Linked DNA regions of Homo sapiens: region 2 is linked to region 1. A link is a contact called in ENCODE Hi-C or POLR2A ChIA-PET data. All regions are on one chromosome and are shown on one strand. Each heading gives the region's core, a stretch centred on a gene start or an enhancer-like site at or near the end of the contact. The rest is flanking DNA. Distances are from core to core; before and after follow the strand shown.

The links. A loop is a pair of places that touch in the nucleus more often than their neighbours do. ChIA-PET counts read pairs that join two places held with the same protein, here RNA polymerase II (POLR2A). Pooled maps may share reads with other maps.
Region 2: a loop to region 1 is called in a map of endothelial cell of hepatic sinusoid, with 3 times the contacts of the local background. The contact joins two enhancer-like sites. A Hi-C loop is called at or near these places in 3 of 168 maps with a recorded cell type or tissue (endothelial cell of hepatic sinusoid, heart right ventricle and mammary epithelial cell) and 2 of 50 pooled maps. POLR2A ChIA-PET finds 5 or more read pairs at or near these places in 2 of 52 experiments (activated T-cell and activated naive CD4-positive, alpha-beta T cell).

The regions. Positions count from the first base shown.
Region 1 is chr2:234,567,540-234,573,611 of GRCh38, forward strand. No RefSeq gene overlaps it. Among named protein-coding and RNA genes, the nearest start is that of ARL4C, 73 kb to the left of the region's middle. Within about 2 kb of position 2,357, at least 2 of the 41 ENCODE cell types and tissues checked have a DNase peak (open chromatin) inside an H3K27ac peak, as active enhancers do.
Region 2 is chr2:235,095,778-235,101,849 of GRCh38, forward strand. No RefSeq gene overlaps it. Among named protein-coding and RNA genes, the nearest start is that of SH3BP4, 150 kb to the left of the region's middle. Within about 2 kb of position 2,639, at least 2 of the 41 ENCODE cell types and tissues checked have a DNase peak (open chromatin) inside an H3K27ac peak, as active enhancers do.

The DNA.
Region 1 (6,072 bases), core at 1,107-3,606:
TGCTATCAGCCCTGCTATCAACCCCCTGCCAATCCTTGCAGTGGCCTTCACCTCTCCTCCCCTGATGTCCAGCAACACTGGATTTCCTGTGCCCTTGGGTTGGGTGTGCTCTCTTCACATCTGGGCCACCCATGTGATGCTGACCACCCCATTCTCTCTCCTATTGCCCCCGGATCGCTGCTCATCCTTCTAATGTCAGCTTCGACACCACTTCCTCCAAAAACCCTTCTTCAGCTTCCCAAGTGTGTGCTACATGCCTCTCTGTGTGCATCCTGGGGCGAGGGTTCCACGGGACCCTCAGCACAGTGTGTGATCTTGGCCACCAAATATCGGGGTCCACCTGCAGCCTTTAAGCTCCAGCCACACAAAGACGCTTCTCACTTGTTTACCTTTGCATTCTGATGAAAATGACACCCAGACATAAGATGCCCTTATTGGGACAGGGAAAAGTGAGGACAATGTGGGAAAGTTCAAGAATGAGGCCTGAGAAACCCATATAAGGAGGAGAATGAGGGATTCAGCCTCTTGACAGGGAATGTCCTCATTCTTACGGTATCATCCCACCATTACCCACTGATTTCAGAGGGAGGATGTGCTTCCGATGGAGACGCTCTGTAGCAGCTCCTTCGTCGAGTGATGGAATGCAGCCACCCAGCATACATGCCTCTGGGTGGGGCCCTGTGAAGACAGCAGTGTCACCAATGGAGTGTTGCCAGCCAGGGTATTTGAATCTGATCAAGAGAAAACAATCAGACAAATCTAGAGGAAGGCCGTCTTCATGACAGCTGGTCTGGACCCTCTAAATAGGTCAACAGTATGAAAAGCAAAAGATGAGGTGGCTATTCTTGATTTTCTAAAATAGAGATGAATAGCAGCCAAATACAATGCTTGATTTAAAAAAACACTGTAAAATATTTTTGGGACAATGGGGACTTGAACATGGAGTGGCTTTCAGATGATTTCATGGGATTCTTGTTAGTCTCCTTACGTGGGATCATTGTACTGGGGTCATGTGGATGGCGCTTATTCACTGGAGACTGGTGCATACTTAGGGATAAAGATCACAATGTCTGCAACTTACTTTCAAATGATTCATCAATAAATATATTTTGTCTCTGTGCACACATATGTGTGTATGCACACAAATGTCAAATGCATATGTGGCAAAATGTTAACAATTGGTGAATCTAAGATGCAATGTTCATTTTATTATTCTTCTTATTATTATTTTGAACAGAGTCTCACTCTGTCACCCCGGCTGGAGTGCAGTGGTGCGATCTCAGCTCACTGCAACCTCCGCCTCCCGGGTTCAAGCGATTCTCCTGCTTCAGCCTCCTGAGTAGCTAGGACTACAGGCACGGGCCACCACGCCTGGCTAATTTTTTGTATTTTTAGTAGAGGTGAGGTTTCACCATGTTAGCCAGGCTGGTCTCGATCTCCTGACCTCATGATCCGCCTACCTCAGCCCATTATATTATTTTTAAACTTCTCTGTAGGTCTGAACATATTCAAAGGAAAAAGTTGGAACAAGAAAGAGTGACTCAGGATGGAAACCTTGCCACCAAGGTGGGGTTACGTGGGGTCTGTGCCTTGAGTAGTAATGCATAACCCAGAAATCAGCCCTAAGCAGAGACACTGAGGACAATGGCGCGTGTTGGGCACTGCACAACCCTAAAGGAGCCATTTACATAGACAATCGTGTCAATGATGCTTCCCCCCATACCCTGTTCAACTGTCCACAGTCATCTGTGCCTAGAGGCAGTATATGCTGAACTAGACCGAAGCCTAGAGTGGCCAGATTCTGCATGCAGGAGTGGGGATTGGAGTAAACTAAATCAGTGTTTTCCAAGGTGTAGATCATGAGGGATTACTAAGTATTCTCTGAGACTGGAGGCGTTGTGAGGGCAGGCTGTGTATGGCTTTCTTCTGTTTCACCAGTGCAGAGCCCAGTATTTAGCACAAAATAGGGAGTCAATAATTTTTGTTTTTGCAATAACAAGTTAACTGCTACCAAATACATTTAAGAAATAGTGCATGAAACAGGATTGCTAGAATAAGATTTCTCAGAGACTTTGATACAGTAAATCCATGGGTGAATCTCCAAAAGGAGAACACAGGAGGCAATGTTCCTGAAACTAGCTCAACATGGAAACCTTCAACCACAAAGTGGCTCACAGGCATATTGCTATGTCCTGGATGCAACGTGTAAAATGTATTTCTTGTGGGTCATGGTCGAGAAAGTTTTAAATTTCCATTTTTAGAAAAAAGTCCATGAGTGTTTGTTGCTGAGATTTCTTGAGCTTCCTTCTTCTGCTCTTTCCATGGCTAACTATTTAGCTAGCTGTCAAGCCTCCTGCTGCTGTCTTCCCTTTCTTGCTTCAGTAAATCTGAGTCTGCTGCCACCCAAGAGCTGTGAAGTTTCTGCTGCTCCTCTTCAGTGGTTCCACGGTTCCATTTGCTGCACTATTGAGAAACTTTCTCAGTTTCTGGTCACAGGAACTAACTTAAATCAGCTGAGACACAAAAAGACAATTTATCGGTTTATGTGATCAAAAAGTCTGGTCATGGCCTAAAAATAAATCATAACATTTCTGTTTCTCTCTCCATTTCTCTGCCAGTGTCTTCATGTGGCTTCCGGAGGCCCCAGACTCATGTCCTATTAGTTTAGAGGTCTGACCCTGAGAGGCAGAAAGAAAGCACTTATCTCTACAGATCTGCTGGGAAGGTCTTGGGGAAGAATGTCACTAGTCAAGCATGAGTGGGATGCCTGTCCCTAAGCCAATCACTCCAGCCAGAGCAATGGGGTGCTCTGATTGTCAGGCCTGGGGTTTGTCCCACCATTGTAACAGGATGGGATGACAGCCAGCCCACCCAAACCACAGGAAATGGGTTCCCCACGGGAAGACACTTTCCTCTACCAAAAGAAAGGAGAAGCGATGTCGGGCAGACAAAACCAATGGATATCTAGTGTTAGCGCTAGTGATGGGCCAAATACTATTAAAACCCAGACAGTGCCCTTTAATGAGCAATTCAGAAGCTTACGAAAAAGGAGAGGGTGATGGGATTTGCCCAGGACCGCTTGGGTGGAAAGCTCATTGTTCCAGAGAAAATTCCATGCAGTTGATGATGAAGTCCCTCATTTACCAGAGATAAAATCTCGAGCCACTGGCGAATAGTTCAAATAACCATTCTGCCAAGCAACTGCCTACACATACACGTTGACTGAATGCAAACTTTTACACCATTTCCCTCTGAAACCAAGAGGAGTCATTCCAATAGGCTAGATTGATGTTCTTTTCCTCAAAGGGCTCACAATCTAAGGAAAGAGACAGCAAATCAAACAAGTACAGAGCATTTTAATAAGGGCTTTGAGAGGAGAAGATAAGGGGGTCTAGAAAGGAAGAAGGTCCTTACCAACAGAGAACCCAGAAAAAACCACAGGAACCTCATAGAAGCAGGTGAGTCCCATGGCTAGAGTGAGGGTGCCTGCTCTAGGCTACCCTGGACAGGTAGTGTTCTGCCTCCCATGGACGGTACTCTCTGTAAGACGTCCAGACATGACAAAGAGCATTCAGAGGAAGACATTCTGAAGAATGGATAAATCAAGTCTGTGCTATATGGGAAACTGTTGCAGAATGATAGTCTTGAAAATTTATTTGAAGGGCTGCCATAGGGGAAAGGGATTTGACTTGTGTTAGAGTTTCCAGGAGCGCTGCAGTGAGCCTGTCCCTGGAACAACACAGGGAGTCATGCTTTGCTTCTAGAGAAGGAAGCACTTTCCAATAAAAGGCCATCCTGGAAAGGCATGAGATCTTTAGGGAGAAAATGATTTGACTATAACTGAAGGTGTTTAAGAACAGACTGAATGGCCACTTGGCAGAGATGTATATTCAAGCACTGGGTTAGGGGTAGGCTGATGAGATGCAGCTTTAAGAGCCTTGAGATAGTAAAATTTTCACCAACACTCAGAAACCTGTTGCTGTAAGCACGTATGCATGATCTTTAATATGTTGTCCATTTAGAGCCTTCATAGCAAGTACTGCAGGAATGTTTGCCTTACAAATAAAAGCTATGCAAAGGCCTCTATGCTTTATGCTTTCCTAGAACTCCTCCCCCATCAGCAATGTATGCAAAGCCGCCACCAATATAATCTGCTGGGTTCGTAGCTATGTTGACGGCTTCTAATTCTGCAGAGAGGCAGCATAACACAGGGTGTATGTAAATGACATGGAATGCAACATGTGTAAGGAGCCCAGGCTAGAGCTTTGCACCTTCCTTGTCATGACACATCAGTGAACTATTTTTCATTCACTGGGGCCTCTTCTTGTTCCTCTTCTCTGTCTGTGTAATTGTTGGATGGGGGAGTGGTGTGTACAGAGTGGTATAAAGGAAAGTGAATTCTCCCATGAAAAAAGCAACTTTGTCCCTCTCATCCGTGCCTTTAGGAAAGTCGCTTCACCTCTTCCTTTCCTTCTTCAAAGTGAGGATCAAGGAGATGAGTTTGAAAGAGCTTTGAATTTCTCAGTATGAATATTTTCCAGTTATCTTGTGTTTAATTTTGCACTCTGTCAACCTCCCCTATACATACCCAAAGTTATCTCAAATGTAAACCTGAGTTTTAGTCTGCATGCCCTAAAGAGGAACTGATTTGAGGAAGTTGAGTAGGGGTAGAGAGAAAGGTGGAGCTGAAGACGAGGGTTGGAGGAAGTGGAAACACAGCTTGGCAGGCTCCACAAATGACAGGAACTTATTATAACAATGGGAATATAGTTTATACTCAGTGATATACTCCCATCAAAGACACATGCCCCACGTGGCTGCTGGGGATGGTTGCATGGTTGCCAGGGGTGCCCGCTCTCCTCCGCTATGAGCTGAGGGGGTGCTGGCAGGCCTAGTGCCTCCTCACAGCAGGATGCTGGAGTCTCCCAAGCCCCAGCTTATATACCCCCATTTCCCGCACCAACCATGAGGGGATGCACTGAGGGTGGATGAACGACTGACCTGGGAAAGATCCTCTCCCAGAAAGCGGTGCCAGTTGGGCCTTCTAAACTTTCTGGCCATTCCCTGGGTGGGGGCACAGAAATGATGTCTGTTCAGAGTCTGTCTAGGGTCACATGCACAGCTTCCTCCCAGACCCCAAGCTTGTTCTGAGATAAAGAATCTGGATGGGTTAGGAACCCAGAGGTTCCCAAACTCCATATACGGTCCCTTTCCCACTGAGAACCAAAATTATTTCCCCTGCATGGCAAGAGACGCTCCTTAAACCACATGCCAATAATATTCCACACTCTCATAAACATTCTACTTTGCCCTCACCACTCTGAAATGCTAGGAGGCTCTGCTAGCAGGTGCTTTCTCTGACTCTGATAGGAATAAACTTAGCTCCATCTTATCAGCAACGTGTTTTCGTAATATTTTCAGAGCCAGCATTCAATACCTCTCTCTCTTCTGGAGGTCTGGCAAGTTCAAACTTTATCCTCTCCTCTACAAATCTTCTGTGCTAAGGTTTATTGCACTAAAAGTGTTTCAGAGGTCTTTCCTCCTCCCCTCTTATGTGGGAGACCAAGTTGCAGTCATAGGAAAATTATGGACTTGCCTTAGGCAATTAAGATGATATTCTCTATTTTTCTGAGTTGAGAAAAAAAGACATGTTGAGAACTTCTGTCCAAACAAGATGGCATAACATAATTCCTTTCTTTCATCCTTGCTAAGCACAACTATAAATTCTGAACATAACTCAAGGGACAACCAATGGAGAACTCTGAGAGATGGTAAGAAGGCGGTAAGTTGAATTGGGACCCAAGAAGTAGAGGAACAGCCCAGCAATAGGACCTTTTACATCCCACTCTCAACAGAGAAGGTGACTTGGCATTTTATCACCCCTGGCTAGCAGCAGAAGGCAGCACAGGTAGACTCACTCCTCCCTGGAATCAGATAGGAGTCCTTTTGATGACATCACAGCCTGATGCTTATTGGAAAGGGGGTCCTTTGGGAGCCCCACCCACAATAAGTGTCTAGGGAAGCTCTGTTCTTCCCCTCAGGTCCTGAGCTTCCCCTCCTCGTGGTGAGACA
Region 2 (6,072 bases), core at 1,389-3,888, 530 kb after region 1:
ATCCTCTGGAAAAGAGGATGAGTCATTTCTTACAAAACCAAGCATGAACTTGCCATATGGCCCAGCAGTTGTACCCTTGGGTATTTAACCCTAAGAAATGAGAACTTTTATTCACACAAAAACTTGTTCATCAGTGTTCATTATAGACTTGTTTGTGATAGCCAAAAACTGGAAACAGTCAAAGTAATCCATCATGGGTGTATGGTTAAAAAACTGTGGTAAGGCCGGGCATAGTGGCTCACACTGGTAATCCCAGCACTTTGGGAGGCCGAGATGGGAAGATCACTTGAAGCCAGGATCACTTGAGCTCAGGAGTTCAAGACCAGCCTGGGCAACATGGCAAAACCCTGTCTCTACAGAAAATACAGAAATTAGCCAGGCGTGGTGGCACATGCCTGTGGTCCCAGCTACTCAGGAGGCTGAGGTGGGAGGATGGCTTGAGCCCAGGAGATAGAGGTTGCAATAAGCCAAGGTCGCCCCACCGCACTTCAGCCTGGGTGACAGAGTAATGCCCTGTCTCAAAAACAAACAAAAAATCTGTGGTGCATCCATACCATGGCGTACTACTCAGCAATTAAAAAAACTCAAACTATTAATGCATACAACAAACCACTTGGAAGGATCTCAAGGGAATTATGCTGAGTGGGGAAAGCCAACCCTGAAAGGTCACACATTGTCTCATTTCATTTCTATGGCACTCTTGAAGGGAGGAAATCACAGAAGTGGAGTACAGATTACTGATTGTCAGAGACTATCTTCCAAGGTAGCACAAGGGATCATTGAAATGAAATTTTTCTGTATCTTGACTATAGGGGTGCTCACATGTATCTACATATGTGATAAATTTACATCTGACTAAACACACACACACACGCAAACGCATTTCACAATGAATGAAATCTGGAAAAGGTTAGTATTAGTTTGCCAAGGCTACTGTAAAGAATTATCCCAACTGGGTGGCTTAAAACAGCAAAAGTTTATTCTATTGTGGTGTTTTGAGGCAAAAGTCTGAAATAAAGGTGTCGGCAGGGCTGGCTCCTTCCGAAAGCTCTAGGGAAGAAGCCCAGACTTTTTAAGCTTCTGGAAGCTCTGGGTTCCCTGACTGATGGCAGCACCCCTCCAATCTCTGCCTCTGCCTTCACAGGGCTGTCTTCCCCGTGTCTCTCTGTGTATCAGCGTCATTTTTCTGGTGGTGTGATATTGCCTTATACTATAGTTATGCTACCCTTGGGGAAGTTGGACGAAAGTTATATGAGATCTCTCTGCAGTATTTCTTACAACTGCATATGAATGTGCAAGCATCCAAACTAAAAAGGTATTGTTGTTTTTTTAAGTTGGCATATGGAGAGGCTGAGCAGGGAGGGATGCACAGGTCCTGGCGTCTGCTTGGCTGCAGGGCAGAGGGAGACATGGAAAGTAGCATCCAAGTTTCATGCCTGGATGATGGGAGATGGGCTGTACAAGGACACCACAGAGGACAGGGAAGGAGGACCACACCAGAGCCAGACCAGAGGACCAGTGGTCGGCATGATGGCTTCAGGAACTACAAGCGTGAATTTCTTTGGGATGCAAGTAACACCAGCCAGCTTAAGCAGAAATGGGGAGTTTCCTATAAGATCACAGAGAGGAACCATTGAAGCTAATGGCAGAAATGCAACTGGACCTCAGGAAAGGCCAGTGCCGGGCACGGGAGGCCAGTGGGCACCTAGGGAGAACATGCTGGCTTTCTATTTGATTTCAATCCAGTTCCTTGACAGGACAGCCATCTCTATCCCTTAGTCCAACTGCTGTCGAGAAAATGGCTGTCCCGAGCTCTGAAGTTCACATGTTATCATTTCAGCCACTGGAAGAAACTGCCCTTTTATTATTAGTCCTAGTCTCAAATTCCCAGATAAAAGGTTCTGACTGGCTCTCTTGGGGCCAGGTGCCATCTCCACTGTGGCCAGAAGACAGGATTATTTTACACACACATGGTCAGAGCTCTCCAGAGAGCAACAGCTTAGGGAGGTCATTTTGAGCGGAACAGATATCCCCAAATGTATTCTCTGTCTACCACAAAAGTCTTTAAAGCACCTTATACTCAGTTCCATACACTTATTAGAGAAATAGAATTAGCCAGATTTTTTTTTCAATAAAGGCATCTCTATATATTTTTTTCAACCATCACATTTTAGACGGACTTTCAACAACAGTAACTGAAACAAACATTTAGATTGGCTTTTATGTAACCATAAATTAAATTAACCAAAGAATCAACTCCCCAAACATTCTTAGAGTCAGAGTTTTATTTTATTATAAATCTAGATCTATGAAAGCAGAAACCATACTCTTCTAGATTGATAACAATTACTCACAATCCCTTAAGCTTTCTAAAATCATTTATTACTCTGATAAAAATAATTCAACTGGAGATGAACACGGTAGAACAACCTCTTAGTGCAAAGCCATTTTTTAAAATAGAGCAATACTGTTTCCTCTTAGAGACAAACACAATAGTAAATGCAAACATTAGCAGATTGTGGTAATTTATAACCTGAGTTATTGTCTGGGAGATTTGCTGTAACAAGTGGGTGACCCGCTAGAGGTCAGATGACAGTAACTTGAGCAGAGAGAAAACTGTGAGATTCAGAGCCAGGTATTAAGCATCAAAGGAAAGCTAAGAAACCAGGAACAGGAAAGGAGCCTCTTCTTCCCTTCTTTTGTACAAAAAACCCTCAGAGGAGGATTTTCCTTCTTGTAAGAGCATTTATGGAGCTGAGTCACAAATGCCACGCAGGTACATGCTGAATAAATAAATAGGTCCTCGAAGCATCTGCTTCCTAGATTTGGGATTTGTTGATTTAGTCCCACAGTTGTGCCTCCTGGTGATTTTTCATTAATCGAGAGCTCCAGAACCAAACGAACTTTGTATTCTTTTCAAAATATCAAAGTGGAAAGCGGGGTTTCTGGAAGCTCTTTGATTCTAAACCCATCTTCCTTCCCTTTCGGGGCATCCACTATTGAAGGAGGCAGACGGTCAGCCCAGGGAGGACAGGGCTGAAAAGCAAGGAGGAAGAGTCTCGAAGTTGCAGGCACCGTGTCACTAGCACATGTGGTGGAAGATGGTTTTGGGAAATAAGAGCTTTGGGCAACCTCAAGAGTGAACTCTGCCAGTGTTTTGGCAGTTAGGGATGTGGATGATATAAAATGAAATCACATTCCAAGCATACCATTTCTGGTGGAGAGTAAATATACTCAGTAAAGCCAGGTTCAAAGAGGAATCTGTATAATGTCCGAATGAAATATGAAGTAGTGGTGAAATATTTAAAGGTCAACTTGTGTGCACAACAAAATTTGTGTGAAGTTTTTCTCAGAAATCATGTAAGAAGTGAACTAAAAAGAATTCCAGTGAGATGCTGGAATTCCAATGAAAATGAATGGTGTGGGAGGCAGAATTCTAAGGTGGCCCAGGAGATGTCTGCCCCCAGGCGCACATATCGTGTGCAATCCCCCTGCATTTCACCTCGGAATTGAGGAACAGACACTCCTTAGGCTAGGCTTTGTTATACAACAAAGGTTAGTCATTCCTGTGATTATGTTTTGTCATATAAGACTCCAAGACCAGCCAGTTGGCCTTGAAGACCAACCAAACAGCTGTGCAGTGAGCTACCATGTCCTAAAAGGGCCATTTGGCTGGGACTTCAGGAACGCTCTAGGAGTTGAGAGTGACCCCCAGTTGACAGCCAGCAAGAAAACAGGGACTTCAGTGCTGCAGCCTCGTGGTACTGGATTCTGCCAACAACTACATGAGCTTTGAGGACCCAGAGGCTTACAAAAGAACCACAGCCCCTACAGTGACACCTTGAGTTCAGTCTGGTGACCCCCTGGACAGAGGACCCAGTTAACCTGTCTGGAGACTCCTGACTTACAGAAACTGTGAGATAATACATTTGTGCCGTTGCTGTATATTCTCATGTAGTAAAATAAAGACATAAATAAATTTATGTTGCTTTAAGCCACTGAGTTTGTGCCAATTTGTTATACAAGCATAGAAAACGAATGCAGATCATATCAGAATAGAAATCAGTATAGCTGACCTCAGTAAGAGTTTTAAAAAGAATTTTATGCATCTGTCATAGAATAAAGGATTGCTGGTATTGGGTTAAAAACTTGAGAACCCTGAATGCATCATTTAAAAGAACTAGCACTGTGCTGGGGGTCAAAGAACATGGCCGTGCCAGGCTAACGGAGACAAGTCACTTCATTGCTAAGCATGTTAGTGTTAGGCCCTGTTCAATGAGGAGATGCAGCAAAATTGCTCCTTAAGTTTCCTGTTAGTTTCAAAACACGATGCCAATAATTTCCAAGTTTGTCTCTTTCAATTACAAAAGCGATGAATATTAACGTTCATTTTCCCGTGTAAACCCTTGCAGTAGTCAGCCTCCTTGGTTTATTTTTTAAAAGGCCAAATTATGTGGTCTTGTCAGCGTCTCCACCTTGTCTTTTATCCCTCCATTCTCACTTACTCCAGCTAAGCCGACAGCTTTGCAGGGTTCTTTTTCTTGTGTAGGTGTGTGCACCTTTATGCACCTGTGTATCCACCAAGGGGCCCTGGCACATCACAAGTTAGTGGTCTGGGAAAAGTTCCCTAACCTCTTTGTGTCTCCCCTTTCTGGTGTATAAAATGGAGGTAATAATACCTTCCTGTCTTCTGTATAGGATCGTTCGTTCATTCAGCACACATTTTTTAAGGACCTACACTGCTGTCACCTACTCTTTAGGTGCTGGAGATGCAGCAACGAACATACTACACAAAATCACCTGCCCTGTGGAGCTCATATTCTATAGCAGATGGTCCATGAAGTCCTCTTTGAGGAGATGAAATGTGCGGCAAGATCTGAATGTAGGCAGGTAGGGGCCACACAGACCCCTGGGGTGACGACATCCAGGACAGGGACAGCACAAGCTTAGGCCAAGGCATGCTATAATCAGTGCCTCCAGCTTGCTGTGCAGCTCAGAGAAAGTCACTCTGCCCCTCTGAGCCACCTTTCTCTCATTTGTATGAGACAGTCAGTGATTTTCACCCTGGAGATTTGGACCTCTAGAAGGCCCGTCAAGAAAGTAATGCAGGCTGGGTGTGGTGCCTCACACCTGTAATTCTGGCATTTTGGGAGGCCAAGGTGGGAGGAAGGCTTTAGGTCAGGAATTCAAGACCAGTCTGGACAACATAGGGCGATCCCATCTCTACAAAAAAGAAAAAAAAATTAGCTAGGCATGTTGGCTTACCAGTAGTCCCAGCTACTCAGGAGGCCAAGGTGGGAGGATTGCTTTGCACCCAGGAGTTCGGGGTTGCAATGAGTTATGATCATGCCACTGCACTCTACCCTGGACGACAGAGCAAGGCCTTGTCTCACAAAAATAAACAGAGAGAGAGAGAGAGAAAGAGATGAAGGAAGGAAGGGAGTGGGGAGGGAAGGAAGGGAGTGAGGAGGGAAGGAAGGAAAGAAGCAAGATCAAGAAGGAAGTCTCGTTATACAAATAAAGACAGCCCAGTTTCAACATTTTAAATGTGACTTTTTTGTTGTTTTTGGATGGAATCATATCAACTCTCTAACACCAGTTATAATATAATGATCTTCAGCCATGCAGCTGAGGAATTAAAAATGGAGAAGTAATTATTTCAGAATAAGAACACATTTTAAATGGAGGCTCTTTTTTTCCTTTCCTATTTGTTTTTAAATTTCTATAGGTTTTAGGGGAACAGGTGATGTTTGGTTACATGAATAAGTTCTATAGCAGTGATTTCGGAGATTTTGGTGTGCCCATCACCCAAGCAGTGTATACTGTACTCCCTCACTCCCCCGACCCTTTCCCCCAAGTCCCCAAAGTCCGTTGTGTCATTCTTATGCCTTTGCATCCTCATAGCTTAGCTCCCACTTGTGAGTGTGAACATACAATGTTTGGTTTTCCATTCCTGAGTTACTTCACTTAGAATAATAGTCTCCAAATCCATCCAGGTAACTTCAAATGCCATTATTTTATTCCTTTTTATAACTGAGTAGTATTCTGTTATATATATATAATTTACAAAGC